5 separate regions of the Homo sapiens genome follow, and regions 1, 2, 3 and 5 are each linked to region 4. The links are chromatin contacts, found by Hi-C in ENCODE. All regions are on one chromosome and are shown on one strand. Each heading gives the region's core, a stretch centred on a gene start or an enhancer-like site at or near the end of the contact. The rest is flanking DNA. Distances are from core to core; before and after follow the strand shown.

Evidence for each region. A loop is a pair of places that touch in the nucleus more often than their neighbours do. Pooled maps may share reads with other maps.
Region 1: a loop to region 4 is called in a map of B cell, with 22 times the contacts of the local background. The contact joins the promoter of TM7SF3 here to the promoter of SINHCAF in region 4. A Hi-C loop is called at or near these places in 4 of 168 maps with a recorded cell type or tissue (B cell, CD8-positive, alpha-beta T cell and naive thymus-derived CD4-positive, alpha-beta T cell) and 8 of 50 pooled maps.
Region 2: a map with no recorded cell type shows a loop between it and region 4 (18-fold over the local background). The contact joins the promoter of BMAL2 here to the promoter of SINHCAF in region 4. A Hi-C loop is called at or near these places in 2 of 37 single-sample maps with no recorded cell type and 5 of 50 pooled maps.
Region 3: a map of CD8-positive, alpha-beta T cell shows a loop between it and region 4 (6-fold over the local background). The contact joins the promoter of FGFR1OP2 here to the promoter of SINHCAF in region 4. A Hi-C loop is called at or near these places in 3 of 168 maps with a recorded cell type or tissue (CD4-positive, alpha-beta memory T cell, CD8-positive, alpha-beta T cell and naive thymus-derived CD4-positive, alpha-beta T cell) and 12 of 50 pooled maps.
Region 5: a loop to region 4 is called in a map of CD4-positive, alpha-beta T cell, with 7 times the contacts of the local background. The contact joins the promoter of MRPS35-DT here to the promoter of SINHCAF in region 4. A Hi-C loop is called at or near these places in 2 of 168 maps with a recorded cell type or tissue (CD4-positive, alpha-beta T cell and naive thymus-derived CD4-positive, alpha-beta T cell) and 6 of 50 pooled maps.

What each region holds. Positions count from the first base shown.
Region 1 is chr12:27,013,127-27,015,898 of GRCh38, forward strand. It overlaps TM7SF3 (transmembrane 7 superfamily member 3), which reads right to left and starts at 1,258. Exons shown (of 12, transcript NM_016551.3): 1 at 952-1,258. The coding sequence starts at 1,042. RefSeq lists a silencer at 951-1,450.
Region 2 is chr12:27,331,547-27,334,246 of GRCh38, forward strand. BMAL2 (basic helix-loop-helix ARNT like 2) reads left to right here and starts at 1,290. Exons shown (of 17, transcript NM_020183.6): 1 at 1,290-1,557. The coding sequence starts at 1,527. LOC124902906 (a long non-coding RNA gene) reads right to left here and starts at 1,251. Exons shown (of 2, transcript XR_007063255.1): 1 at 1,076-1,251. RefSeq lists silencers at 1,174-1,643, 1,664-1,783.
Region 3 is chr12:26,937,021-26,939,720 of GRCh38, forward strand. It overlaps FGFR1OP2 (FGFR1 oncogene partner 2), which reads left to right and starts at 1,450. Exons shown (of 7, transcript NM_015633.3): 1 at 1,450-1,690. INTS13 (integrator complex subunit 13) reads right to left here and starts at 961. Exons shown (of 17, transcript NM_018164.3): 1 at 776-961. RefSeq lists enhancers at 1,266-1,775, 1,504-1,553, 1,776-2,284 and a silencer at 1,814-1,883.
Region 4 is chr12:31,324,836-31,327,535 of GRCh38, forward strand. SINHCAF (SIN3-HDAC complex associated factor) reads right to left here and starts at 1,315. Exons shown (of 6, transcript NM_001135812.2): 1 at 1,189-1,315. It overlaps FLJ13224 (a long non-coding RNA gene), which reads left to right. Exons shown (of 1, transcript NR_026806.1): 1 at 1-1,110. RefSeq lists an enhancer at 404-1,335.
Region 5 is chr12:27,709,266-27,712,000 of GRCh38, forward strand. It overlaps MRPS35-DT (MRPS35 divergent transcript), which reads right to left and starts at 1,482. Exons shown (of 5, transcript XR_001749448.2): 1 at 1,398-1,482. It overlaps MRPS35 (mitochondrial ribosomal protein S35), which reads left to right and starts at 1,567. Exons shown (of 8, transcript NM_021821.4): 1 at 1,567-1,690. The coding sequence starts at 1,579. RefSeq lists enhancers at 998-1,077, 1,108-1,187, 1,198-1,987.

The DNA of each region.
Region 1 (2,772 bases), core at 8-2,507, 4.3 Mb before region 4:
TTTTTCTCATTTTAGTTTTACTCTCTATTAAATTGTTATTTTTTACAGTTCATTTATGGATGACAAGTTATTTCCTGTTGGTAGCTGCAATGATTGGGAATTTTGTGATCTCTGTAAACGAATTAATATCTCATAGAGATCTATTTCCTGTTGGATATGAGACAACAGAGAACACAGTTTTTGTCCATTTGTCTTTTTTAAGGTCAAATCGATTAGAAATTTCTTGCCCTCAAGTAAGGAGAACAACTCTGATACCTGGACTGGCAAGCTTTTGTGTTTCTGTGTTTATTTTTCATTTGTGGCTGAACTTGTAGAATTGAGGGTATACACATTCTATCTGTATGTCTATGTATCTGTAATTCAGAAAGTCCTTTATTTCTCATTGTGAGTATGGAATGTTTTCCTGTCTCCAGATGGTATTAATAAATTAGATGGTAAAGGCTCTTTAAAAATAAAGCCTCATTATGGGTTCATTTTCCCTCTCAAACTCTGTAGAACATAACCAGTTTGAAAAGCCTCTAGATTTGGGGGTGTAAAAATTCCATGCAGCTTGAGAGCCATCAGTCATTAAGCCGCTAGTTCCACCCCAAGTCTTGCTGTCCAGAAGCTCAGACAGTCCACTGGGCAGCAAAGAGGCGCTTTAGTAAGTTGAATTAAAGCCACAAACATGGCTGCTCCCTAAGGGAGATAATACTGTGTTAAAAAAAGAGAATTATTTATCTCTTCCCATTTCCTCCGCTAAATGAGGAGGTTAATAGTAAGACCTCCTTAGCCATGAGTGTTTCCGCTGCAGGAAACACCATTCGTGCCGGTTCTGGACTCACCACCCAGCGTGTACCAACGCCCCCAGCACCATCTCCCTGCTAGGCTGACAGACCCCTGGCGGATTTTGACCTCGCAAGAAATGCAAAAGCAACTTTGGGTTGCAGAAGCCAGGCGCCCCGACCTTACCCTCGCTGGAATTCCCGAAGACCTCGGCTGCACCAGCCACCCGGTGTTCGGATGCCAGCACCGCTACGACCAGCAGCTGCAGGAACCCCATTGCTGCCTGGGCCGGGCTGGGCCCACGCCAGGGCTGGGGAGAGGTGCGGGCGTGCGCGCCGGGGCCCCGCAGCCTCGCCCACGCTATCCCGGGGCGCCCGCATCGGGCGCCATCGCCCGCCAGGTGCAGACGCTTCGCACCTGCCAGCTCCGCAGCCGCCGGCGCGCGCCCCGCCGAACTCCTAGCCCCAGCGAGAGGTTTCCTCTTCCGGCACCTGACCCCCAACGCGCGTTCCCGCGCCTCCTCCCGGGCTCTCGCTGCGTCACAGCGGCGGGTCTCTGGGCGCGGGCGGCGCTGGGGCGTTTCCAGGCAGCGCGCGCCTCCTGCCGGCGCGCGGGGAACGCGCAGCCTGCGGTGCTCCCGGGAGCCCCCAGGAAGTCCTGGCTTGAGGCCCGGTCTTGCCCCACTTTTATCTCACCAAGTAGGCAAACCCACTGTGAAAGTACAAAATAACTTTCTGTTGCGGACTAACGTCGCCAGGCTCCTGTTTCCGTGTTTAACGGCCCTTTACAACAGCAAAAAAGAGGAATCAGTTGCTAAAAACACAATTGAAGGTTATTTCCCCCGGTAGCAATTGTCTTCGCTGCTGAGGCTTATGTTAGCATAAAAATGCCAGGAGAATGCTGTTTGTGTAGTGGTTACCGCACTAGTCATAAGCACTACATTTAAAAGTAGTTTCGTTTTCTCTAAGCGAAATATCCTCGAAGACACGGCCTTGGTCTGAACTTCGTCTCAAGTCTCATACCTGAGTGCTGTTTGAGGGACAGTAGTCCATGTGACAGATGGCTCATCGATGATGTGGAATTAGACGCATAGACTTAACGTTATTTGGGGAGGATTGTCTTGCTTTCCTTCCCTGGTTTTAATTTTTTTCACTTATATATTTTGATGAGCAACTTATAGCTTGGAAATTACATGTTCAGTTAGTCCACTACTAAGCTAACAATATATAGCTGTGACCATAATGTGAAGAAGTGTTAAAGACAAAATTATTCAATGATACTTGTTAAAGCACCGAACGAAGACTATTGAGGACTGTCTCAATTGGCATAGGGACCACTGCAACTGGGTCTTGCAGTGGGGAAGAGGGACTGGGCTCAACTCCGAATACAGCGTGGGCAAGAGGGAATTTATAGCCAACCAGCAGTATGGAGTTCAGTGGATGGAAAATTACTAAGAGGAAGCATCAGAGGTAAGGGGCATTTGGTGAAACTGACCTAACAGGACTTCTGAAGACATAACATCACCTGGGGGATGGTGCAGGGTGAGAAAACTGATTAGATATGGAGGAAAGGGGGTTCTTTGCTAAAACTGGATTTTTACAAAGAAGTGCACAGATGGACCTAGCAGAAGATTCAGAAGCCGTACTAGAGTTTGGCCAAGCAAATAATCTTTGTCATAGGCACAATTCTTTCTCTGCTTTCCCACTGCCTGGTCCAAATTTTCACACCTTTGGTAGCACTATCTATTTCTGTAGTGCTTATTCACTCTCCCACATGCCCCTATTCCTATAACCCTCAGTAGATGAAATCCAAGGAAGATGAAAGGGACAATTATGATAAGGGTAGCATCTGAATCAGTGGATGGATTATTCAATAAATTGTGTTCTTAACTGATTAGCTGCACTATGGGCAGAGAGAAGCAGAACTCTATCTCACACTAATTGTGAAAACAAAATCCCAAAGTAATAAAACCATAAAAGAGCTAGCAGAAGAGGGCGCTCTTTTTTT
Region 2 (2,700 bases), core at 40-2,539, 4.0 Mb before region 4:
ACAGGCAAGCTTACTGGACACCACAATAGGAACTCCTAAGAAGGAGACCTAACTTTTATGGTCTTGCTTCTACTATCTACTAGCTGAGTGATCCTGGCCAAAATACTCGACATCTCTGAACTTCTGTTTCTCTACTAAGACAGGAATTAAGAAAGAGGTTGTGAGGCTCACTGAGCCGATAAGGGGGAAAATGCATTGTAAGCAAGGCCATGTATAGAATAGTATTTACATTTTAACCCAGATCTTAAAGCCCAGGTCTAATTAATTCTACCTGTTACCCCTTGGTAAACCACCTCAAAATAGTGTACACTTGTCTGGAAAGCCAAGGTTTGATCACATTCGGGAAACCCTGTATGGAATTACTGTTTCTAGCTGCCAGGAGAAGTTGGTGTTGGTAGAATTTGGGGTGGAGTTCCAAGTCAAAGCTAGGAATGAGACGTTTCAAGACTGGTTTTGATTAGGGATGTGTCTTGGTGTGTGTTGAGGACAGCACAGTTTTCAGCACGTCTCCCTTACCTCTAAAGTCCTAGCCCCTGCTTAAGCCTGCAACAGTTTTCTCCTGTCATGCCCACTTCTGCTTGGGAACACACTTCCAAACCCTCTGCCCAGCCTCTCACAATGGCCCTAAGTACTGCCCTGAGGACACATAAGGTGCTGGTTAAGACGTTGGAATTGAGTCCTTGTAGGAAAGTTATTACCTTTAGGCTGGTTGCAAAGTTTGATTTGGTGTCTTCTCTACTGTGACTTTCCTTTACTTACTTCTACTAGATTACCAAGGAATGGGTCTAGGGACCAGTGGGAGGGCAGCAAACCAGTGTATTCTAGACACGTGGCCATAGGATGTAGGGCTGTCAAGTGATGCCCAAAAGATCTTGTTTCTGGATTTACCCAACCGTTCCAGGAGGCAAAACGGCTTCCTCGGGACCCTCTCTCTGTCATCTACACTCTCGTCTCTGCAGCTAAGCCCTTCCTTAAGCAGAAAAGAGCAGGGTCTCTCGTCCAGCACCCTCCTCCCCAACCCTAGCCCCGTGCCCTCCGCTAACCCACCGTGCAATTATCTTCATTCATCCTTTACCTTTGCCCCGAGGGTCTAACAACTGCAATCTTCGGAATGCTGGGACAAAGCTTACTATGAGCATGGAAGCCTGTTTTCAATAGGGTGGTTGCTAGAAGGACTCAACTGGCCTTTTAGTGCTTTGCTGCTCGCGGGAGGGCTCGGCGGGGCGGTGTCCGCAGCGACTCCGCCCTTGGCCCGGGTCTCTTTCCCGCCGGGAAGCCCCGCGGCGCCCAGAGCGGCGGGCGGCTGGCTCCAGTCCGCATGCTCAGTAGCTGCTGCCGGCCGGGCTGCGGGGCGGCGTCCCGTGCGCGCCTACGGGCTGCGGTGGCGGCCGCCGCGGCACCCGGCAGGGCCCGCCAGTCCCCGCTTCCCTGCTCCAGAGCCGCCGCCTGGGCCGGGGCAGGGCGGGCCCGGGGCTCCTCCATGCTGCCAGCCGCGGGGCTGCGGAGCCGACCAAGTGGCTCCTGCGATGGCGGCGGAAGAGGAGGCTGCGGCGGGAGGTGAGGTTGCCGGTGGCGAGGCGACGGCCCCAGGTGGGCGCGCGGCGTCTGACGCGCTGGGGGCGTCCCCGCGACGCCAGGTCTGCCCCCGCTGCCCCGAGGGAAGCGCCCGCGCCTGTCCTCTCGGGCCGGAGCATCGCCTCCGAGGGGCGGTGGGACAAGGCCGCCCCGTGGGGCACAGGTGCGGCGCGGCGCCCGGCGCGTCCTCCCGGGGAGCGGGACGCGGGGAGGGGAGCTGGGGTCGCCGCCGGCGCTCAGGACGCGGTGTCTTGGTCCCGGGCCGGGCGCATTGGCGAAAGGGAGCCAGCGGGGGACCTTGCACCCGGCGCTGGGAGCATCCGCCTCCACCCACTGCTGGGCGCCCGCGTCGGCGTCGGCATGGCATGCACTGCTGCGGGGACTTCCTATATTTCTTCTTTCTTTTGTGTAAACCAGTTGTCAGCAGCCTCGGACCTAGCCCGGTTCCTGTGAACCCCTCCCCTCTGAGCTGATAATACTCGCGGCTTCCCGGCTTGAACCGCTGCCCCGCGGTGGAGCGCGCAGGTGGGCAGGTGCGCGTGGACGCGGGGCCACACTCCGGGATCGCAGCCCGCTCCGCGACAGCCCTCCATAAGCGACAGGCGGCTCGTGTCTTTCACCGCTGAAGCTTCAGGAAAGCCGTCAGTGGAGTTAGCTTGTTCGATTATGTATTTCTGTGGTATTTTTGTGAATGGAGTTGGAAGTTTGCGGTGCTTTTTCCTTCTCGCTAGTATTCACTGGCAGTATTCTGTAGTTCCTTACAACGGGGCCTTTGGGACCACTGCTCACAATTACGGAATGAATACAAAATAGCTGTTGTTTAAGACAAATGAGAGGCAGGAAAACAGAAATAACTGAAGGAAGACTGGCAGAGAAGTTCAGGGAAGCAGTTAATTCTCCCCTTTCCTTTTGGAATAAGATGATAGAGTTTTAGATTCTTCTCTGAAATAAGGCAATGAGAGGAGGTGGCTTTCGAAATTCTAATATAATTGTGGGAATTTACATCATGGGGCGATTTCAGAAATTCGATCATTTGAATATTCGTAGTCTTAGGTAAACCCTTTGTTGAAAATAGAAGATGGCACGTGTGGTGTTTATAAGCTCTGACACCCTTTCTGCTCCGTC
Region 3 (2,700 bases), core at 200-2,699, 4.4 Mb before region 4:
CTACCAGGCCCAGACAAAAATACCAGTGCATGCATTTTTGGTTTTGCTTTTAAAATGAACTTAAAATTGTCAGAGGGAAACATTTTGACATTTAATTGTATTTGATTCCCTTACATATACGAAACATAAGTGACAAAGACTCTTGAAATACAACTTTATGATCCTTGCTAATTGACATTAGTCACATATAAACCCCAAGCCAGCATTTTTGCACTTCCCTCCAAGAAAAACGTTTGAAGGGGGACTGGCGGGTAGGGGTGCGGAATTAACAGGAAAGAGGAGTGACAGCAAAAGAAAAGGCCAAAACAAAGATAAACATCTCCTAAGATAACCGCACATCAGGTCTTCGCCTTAGGATAAGGACCCCAACTTCACACTCTCCCCTTAGCTTTTGAAACATCACAGTAATTTACCAGGTAGAGCAGAAAAACTTAGTTGTTACCATCACACTGGTGTGTAGAAGGAAATTTAAAACTTTTAAAACTTTTTCTTATTAAAACAGAGCATACGGTACTCCCCTGCTTCGCTAACAAAATCTTATACTGAATAGACAATCCACATTCGAAAAGCACATGGCAAGCAAAGCCAAAGTGTTAAATCAAAACGAACTGATTTCTTACGATCCAGCTATTTTCACCTCTTGCTTTCAAGACGCATCTCCCCTTCATGCAAAACTCTCTTTGAGAAACCTTCTAGACCCACTTTGCTGGAGGGTGGGGGGTGGAAAATACAAGGTGAGTGGATAGGGAAGACCTCAGGATCGAGGTTCGCTTACTTTCGTGCCTGGTCCTGCAGTGAAAACGAACAGAGGCTATGGACCACAGCCTCTCTGGAAAAGGCTGCTGGCTGGGCGGGGAGAGTCAGCGCACAGTCGGGAGTGTCTGGTGCCACAGACAGGGGACTATGCTTTCCCCGATCATCTCCTAGCACACCGGTCCTTCCCAGGCTTCCTAAGAGCAGGAGCGCGCGTGCGCGTGCACACACACACACGCACTCGGGCTCGCGCGTGCGCACAGCGCTCTCCGATAGCCCGGCCAAGCCTCCCTTCCCCCTCGTAGGGCCAGGCGTCCCAGTCGCCGAACAGGAAGAGGGCGGGGCCAAGGAGGAAAAAAAAAGCCTCCACCCCTCGAGATTTTCCACCCGCTAATTTTCCCAGTCACCCATTGGGAAGCAGGATCTGGGCGACCTGAAAGCCTCCCCAACAGCGAAGTACCAACCACGGCCCCCTAAGCGTACGACCCACCCACCCGGTCTCCCCTTCTCTGTCTCTCCACCCAGGCCGGTTTCCCCTGGAAAAACTCGCGAGACTTTGCGAGAGGCCGAGCGAAAGCCTGGGAAGGGAGGAATAGGGAGGGACATAGAAGGGCCCCGCCCTGCCTTCTGGGGCAAAGCGGAGAGTGGTCGGTTCTGCCCCACAGTAACGCGAGGAAAGAAATCTCGCGAGGCTGGAGTTCTCCGGGAGCGCCGGTCGGAGGCGGTCGGCGGAGGTGTCTACCCCGCCGGTGATGGCGTTGAACGCCACTGGCTTCCCGGCCTTCCGTCCGCTGCCTCCGTCCGATTCTGCGTCTGCTTGCTGAGGAGGCGGATTAGGGGGGCGCGGAGTCTCTTCCCTTGAGTGCATAGGTCCCGGTTGGTAGAGGGTTTGAGTCCGCATCGCCACAGCTGAAGGCTGCGAGGGACTAAGAGCAGAGTAAGTGGACTAAATCCAGGGACGGGAGCAGGGGTGGGCGAGTCGGAGGCGTCCTTTGCCGGGGCAGTCCTTCGCCGGGGCCGGTGCCTTGCGCCTCTTGAACCACCGGCGCCCGGCCCTGTCCGCTTCCCGCCGCGGGCTCCCTGCTCCTGGGAGCCGGACTTCCTCTCCGCGCCCCCCGACTCCGAGCTCCTCTTAATGGAGATGCGGTGCGGAAAGTTCAATGAAAAGCCTTGGCTCTAACCCTGTGGACACACCTTCCGTATCTGCTTTCATCCTGCCTTACCCACCTGCGAGTTCACCACCGGACGGGGGACCCTTTCAGTCACCTGTTTGCAGCGTTTAATGAAGATAACTTGTTTCTTGAAACTGCTCTCCAAGGGGTATTACTCTTTTCTGGTTCTCTTCCTGCCTTTCTTCTCTATCCCATCTCTGATAATGGTTCCAGTATCTGTCCTGCTATCCGAACTAGAAAACCAGGAATCATCATTGGTTCTTCATTTCCACTTAACACTGCACTGTATTATTTTTTTTTTCGCCAGAATTAGTGCGGTTGCCCCCTCTGCCCCCCGCCCTCCACTGGTTTCCCTACTATAATCCTTCCATAGAGTTATTCTGAAATACATATTTATCTCTGTCCTTTCCTTAAACTTTTTAGTAACCGTATTGCTGACAGCATCAAATCCTAATTGTTAAGCACATCATCATTCAGGATCTTTTACAGTCTGCCCCAATCCATTTTACCTTTTAGTCCTGCTTTAATATCCTACCATACAAGACTATACTGGCTATTTCCCCAAACATGCCATGCGCTTTGACAGCTCTGTACTTTTGTACGTGCGGATGTCTAGGATGTTTACTGTTCCTCTATTTTACCACCTGTCAAAACCCAATTCATAAATCATTGTCTTCTCAGACTCCCCCAGGTGACATTGATACCGCTGTGCTCCCAACGCATTTGAAACTTTTCTTCTGCAGTATTTATTAGGTTGTATTATTTGTTTCTGTCT
Region 4 (2,700 bases), core at 65-2,564:
TGTCCTTGATGAGAAACGCCCGGAGTATCCGCCCCGCACGGGCGGAGAGTTGGCGACTTTCACTCTGCTTTTTAAACTGGCAAGACGCCATCATCAGCAAACCACATTGTCCTGCCGGCCGGACCTGCCCGACGGCGGCCGCATCCCACGGCTCACGCGGGGCTGGACATTCGGACAAGGACCAGGGTCGCAGCCCGAAGCACGTGGTCTGTCACGTAGAGCACAAAAAGCAGTGCCCTGCGGAGTTCACTGACTCCCGCGGCGTACACAACGCCGCCGCCTCCATCTCCAGCCAAGTTGGCTTCCCTGGCCATCTTACAGCGCGGACGGCCGCCCATAAACGGGAAGCCCTCGCGGTGTCGCCCACACCTACGCTACAGGTGAACGCACCGGGAGCAAAACTTCGGGCTCCGAAAGCACCCCGGACACCAGAGGCTCTTGGGCGCGGTCCGAAGAGGGCAGGCGAGTGGAAGACGGGCTGTTTTTAAGCGACCGCGTGTTGCTCTCATTGTCGCATCCGCATCCCTCCGGAGTTGAGCAAACAACGCCACGCCGCGTGCGCTCCGGCAGAGCCCAGCACTGACCCCCAAAGGCCGATTTAAAGACCCTCGGCCGCCAGCTCGGAAGCGGATGGCAACTTAGTTTCCGAGCGAATGGCGTTTATTGTCCACCCTAGTCCGAGGGCTGCAGTCAACTAAACCACGAGGTTTCACAACGGCGCCCGACCCTGCCCGCGCCTCGCGCCCACGCGGACGCACCGACCCCGGCCGCTGCGCGGTGGCCAACGAGTCGCTTTCCTCTCGGGCCTTTCGGCCGCCGGGCTCCTTTCCGCGAGAGAACACTGCGGCGGAGAAAAGTCATTGTCACCTTCAACGTGGATCCCTCAACTCCGGCGACTCCTCAATTATGCCCAGGCTCCACTCACTTCCCCGCCCCGAGACTTTCGGTTTGCCTCAAATACCCTCCCCAATTAATAAATACACACTAAACACGAGCGTACCAAAGAACCTGGGGTCTGAAGATCACGAAAACAGCGCTCCCAACAATGCCACCTCCAAGACAAAACTTCCTGTGTGTATGTGGAAGGACGGGGGGAGGTGGGTGGAGGTGAAAAGAGAAAAAAAAAAACACTGAAATCAAAGCCTCGTGAGACAGTTTTGCACTAGAAGCATGGTGAGAGTCACTCACCTTCCAAAAGCAGCCGTTCCACGCGCAATAATGTCCCCGAGGTGCGGAGTGCACGCCAGGCCAGTCCCCCTCAAGCGCTCCCTCCTCCTCAACTGCCTTGTCTAGAAAGATAGTCTCCTGCAGTTCTGCAGTTGCTACCGCTGGCCGGGAAGGTGTAGATTCCGCTTTCCCTCTGCGCACGCGCGGCTCCCGGCACAAAATTCTCTTGAATCGAACTTATTTGCATACGGGCGCGCGCACGTTGCGGGCTGGGAGGGGGAGAAGTCCCGGCGACCGCGCGCGCTCCCGAGGCCTCTATTGTCCTTTTAAGGGGAGAAGCTCCGCGGCGCGGGAAACGCGGCGGCCAGAGGGAAACGGGGGCGGGGACTGCTTACTACGGCGGACGTCACATAAACAAACGCCCCCCCCCCCGGCTGCAGGCCGCGGCGGAGAGGGAGAGGCGAGGTGGGAAAGGGAAAGGTTAGCAACTGAGGGGAGGGCTGCGCTGCTTGGCGTGTTTTCCGCCCCCGAAGTTGTTAGGGGCACCATTGAGCGCTGAAAAATTGTTCTGAAAGCTGCTTTTGCAAAATTCTCACACCTGTCCCCACTGTCGGTGACAGAGGAGGTGGTCTTGTAAGCACCCAGACTGAATTTATACTAATCCCACGTTTCCTAAATTTTGTTTGAAGTTAGGTTTTTGAAGCTTGTAAAAAAAAAATCCTCTGGGGCCAGCAAAGGTTTAGTTTTTGTGCAGTTGTAATGAGTCGTTTAATAAAGTCCCATTTTAACACCCTAGCCATTCGCTAACTCCCGCTTGCCCTTCTCAAATAGTAACCCAACCCATAACAATCCAGTTTTTTCCTCCACTTCGGCCTTAAGATTTCAAGTCTCTCCGAATTGAATGATTGTTAATTTCCGTGGGAACAGTGCCGCTTTCTTTAAAAGACTAGGCATTGGAAAGCCAATAACCTAGGGACAGGCATACCTCCTCTAGCAGCTTGTAAAGGGTGTTCCACTCACCCAGAAATAATTCCAGTAACTGGTGGTCTTGGGAATGGAAAAAATAACGAGTGACGTACAGACTTTTCAATGCAGAATATGTAATAATTCAACAATCTAAGCGCTTTCTAGACTCCGGAAGAAAAAAACTGAAGTAACTCTTCTCAGATTGATAAGAGGAAAATGAAAACCGAATGATTGATTCGCCTTTGTCCCAAGGACACACTTAACACCAACAGGCAGAAACCCGGGGTTAATGATAGAGGGTGGGGAGAGAGGAAGGATGTTTTTCCCAGAAACTTGATATTGGTCCCAAGTTACAAAAGTGTGAAAATCAACCATAAAACTTAATCATCTGCTGACACGTTTCGCTGCTTTCACTGCAGTGTCAACAATACAGATTTAAATAGTTACTTCTGAAATGTTAATTTAATTCAACAGGCAATTCCTAGTACATACAGTATAAACCCACTTCTGAACTCCTCAACTAATACTTCTTTATTTTTCTTTAGGTTCTGTAACATACTATTCCTG
Region 5 (2,735 bases), core at 232-2,731, 3.6 Mb before region 4:
TTTGTTTATTTTTAGTTGTTTTTACTGTTATAATTTTGTCACTTTGAGACAAAATAGGGAAATAGGCCAGACCCATGCCTGTAATCCCGACATTTTGGGAGGCCAAGGCAGGAGGATCACATGAAGCCAAGAGTTTGGGACCAGCCTGGACAACATAGCAAGACCCCCAACTCTACAAAAAACTTAAAAATAGAAAAAATAGGCCAGGTGCAGTAGCTCACGCCTGTAGTCCTATCACTTTTTTGGGAGGCCAAGGCAGGAGGATCGCTTGAACCCAAGAGTTTGAGACCAGCCCTGGCAACACTGTGAGACCTCATCTCTGGAAAAACAATTTTTTTTTTAATTAGCTGGGTGTGGTGGTGCGTGCCTGTAGCCTCAGCTACTTGAAAGGCTGAGGTAGGAGGATCACTTGAGCCTGGGAGGTCAAGGCTGCAGTGGGCCATGGTCCTGCTACCACATTCCAGCCTAGCAACAGAGCAAGACTCTGTCTCAAAAATAATAATAATTAATTAATTAATTAAAATAATTTTTAAAATAAAGAGAAAATAGAGAATTTATTTTATTTTATTTTATTTTTGAGGCGGAGTTTTGCTTTTATTGCCCAGGCTGGAGTGCAATGGCGCGATCTCGGCTCATCGCAACCTCTGCCTCCCGGGTTCATGCGATTCTTCTCTCGAGTAGCTGGGATTACAGGCATGTGCCACCACACCCGGCTAATTTTGTATTTTTAGTAGAGACCAGGTTTCTCCATGTTGGTCAGGCTGGTCCCAAACTCCTGACCTCAGGTGATCCACCCGCCTCGGGATCCCAAAGTGCTGGGATTACAGGCGCGAGCCACCGCGTCCGGCCGAGAATTGTTTTATTAAGGCTTGTATGTTAATTCATCCTACCGTAGAAAATTTAAGAGTGTTCATTAAAAGTTTATTTTCTAGGTCCTGATGAGTTCTGACTTTCTGTAATTCTAAGCTGATCTAACAACAAGCTAACCATATATAGCTAAAAGTTATAGGCTACGTACACGCGGTGTTCACTGTATGCCAACGCTGTACACAAATATTTGTCTATGCTAACTTGTCTGAGATCATACATCCCAGAAGTGGTGAAGTCAAGTTTGAAACCCAAGCACTCTGGCTCGGGATACTGCTTCTCTCCCCTTAGCGCATATTACTGGCATTAGTTGAAGACTTCTTTAATCCAAGTAAATGTAGAAAAGCAACAATTATAAATAACAAGAGTCCCTCGGGTAGACCGCCTGACTCTCGGATCAACTGAGGTTCCACCCAGAGCACGCCCGCCTTCAGTGAGCCGCAACCCCTATCCCTACGGTCTTTATCTGCAATTCTCTACGAACTGATTCACTCGATTTTTAAGGATTTTTTTTGTTTTCTTTTCATTACTTCTTTCAGTTTGGGGGAATCTTCCTGCACATTTGACTCGGCTCTGAGTGCGCAGACCAACGTGTTTCCTCTTTCTCCAGCCTAGGGCGGTGCCAGCCCAGGGAGCCTGCGCTTAGCGGCCCCAGGCCCGCCCCTGACACTGAACGCCGCTTGTCCCCTCCGGCTTGCCGTCCTCGCAGCCATGGCGGCCGCCGCGCTCCCAGCATGGCTGTCTCTGCAGTCGAGGGCAAGGACTCTGCGTGCATTCTCCACTGCCGTCTACTCGGCCACTCCGGTCCCGACACCTAGCCTGCGTGAGTGTCTGTCTCGTCTTCTCTGGGCTTTGGGGGAGGTGCAAGAGCGGAATACCGGCCTCATGAAGGGTGCCGCGGTGGCTGAGCCAGCGCCGCCCGGGGGAGGCCAGTGCGTCCGCTGCCAGGCCCGTCTGGTAGGAAAACCATGGACGTGGGTCTGTGCTCTGCACCCGCGTTGCCCGGCTTCTAGCCGCCTGTTTCTGCCCTGGGTGCTCTGGGAGTTTGCTCAGAAAGCTTACATCCCCCTTCCCCGTGACCTGCTCCTGTGTTGCCCCCGTCCACAGCCCCTGGCACAGGTTACTGGTGCTGTGTTGTTTATCGGGCATCGGCGCTGTTGAACCATGGATTTCCCCAAACATTAAGAGAGTCATACGGCTGTGCTAGGACAAATTGCTGCTCTGAATTCCAGGCCACCAAATGGGCGGCCTTCATTCAACAGGCGTTGATGACCTCCATTTAACAGAGATTGTAGGGATGCTTGATAGCGTGCTTACCCCGGAGGACTCTAGTGGAAAATACAGATTTATTAGCGGAGAAGTGCTATGTAGGGTGAGAGGCGCTGTGATAGAAGTGTGGCTAGAATGACGGGAGCGTTGAGGAGGAGCTGGCGTGAGTCTAATCAATAGGCGGATCCTACCTGTGCTACTTCCTGTTATATCTCTAATTTACTCTCCTCATACTACCAACTATCTAGTTCAGGTGACCATCTCATTTCTACAAGTTTTTTTTCCGTTTCCTGTTTCCCCTCTTGCTCTCCTACATTGAATTCTCAAAACAGCCAAATGAGGTTTTCAAAATTTAGATCTTGTCTTGCTGCTCTCATGTTCAAGATCTACAAATGGTTTCCCATTGTTTTCAGATAAACTATAAATACATTAATCCTTCATACTGGCTCTTCATAGGTCTAATAATTGTCTATTTTTAAATTTTCATTCTTAAATTCTTGGAATACTTAACTCCTATTGTATACCATGCAGTGTTCTAGACACTCACCGGAGATACGGCAAGGTGGGGAAGTCAATAGTATAAACAACCAAACAACTAA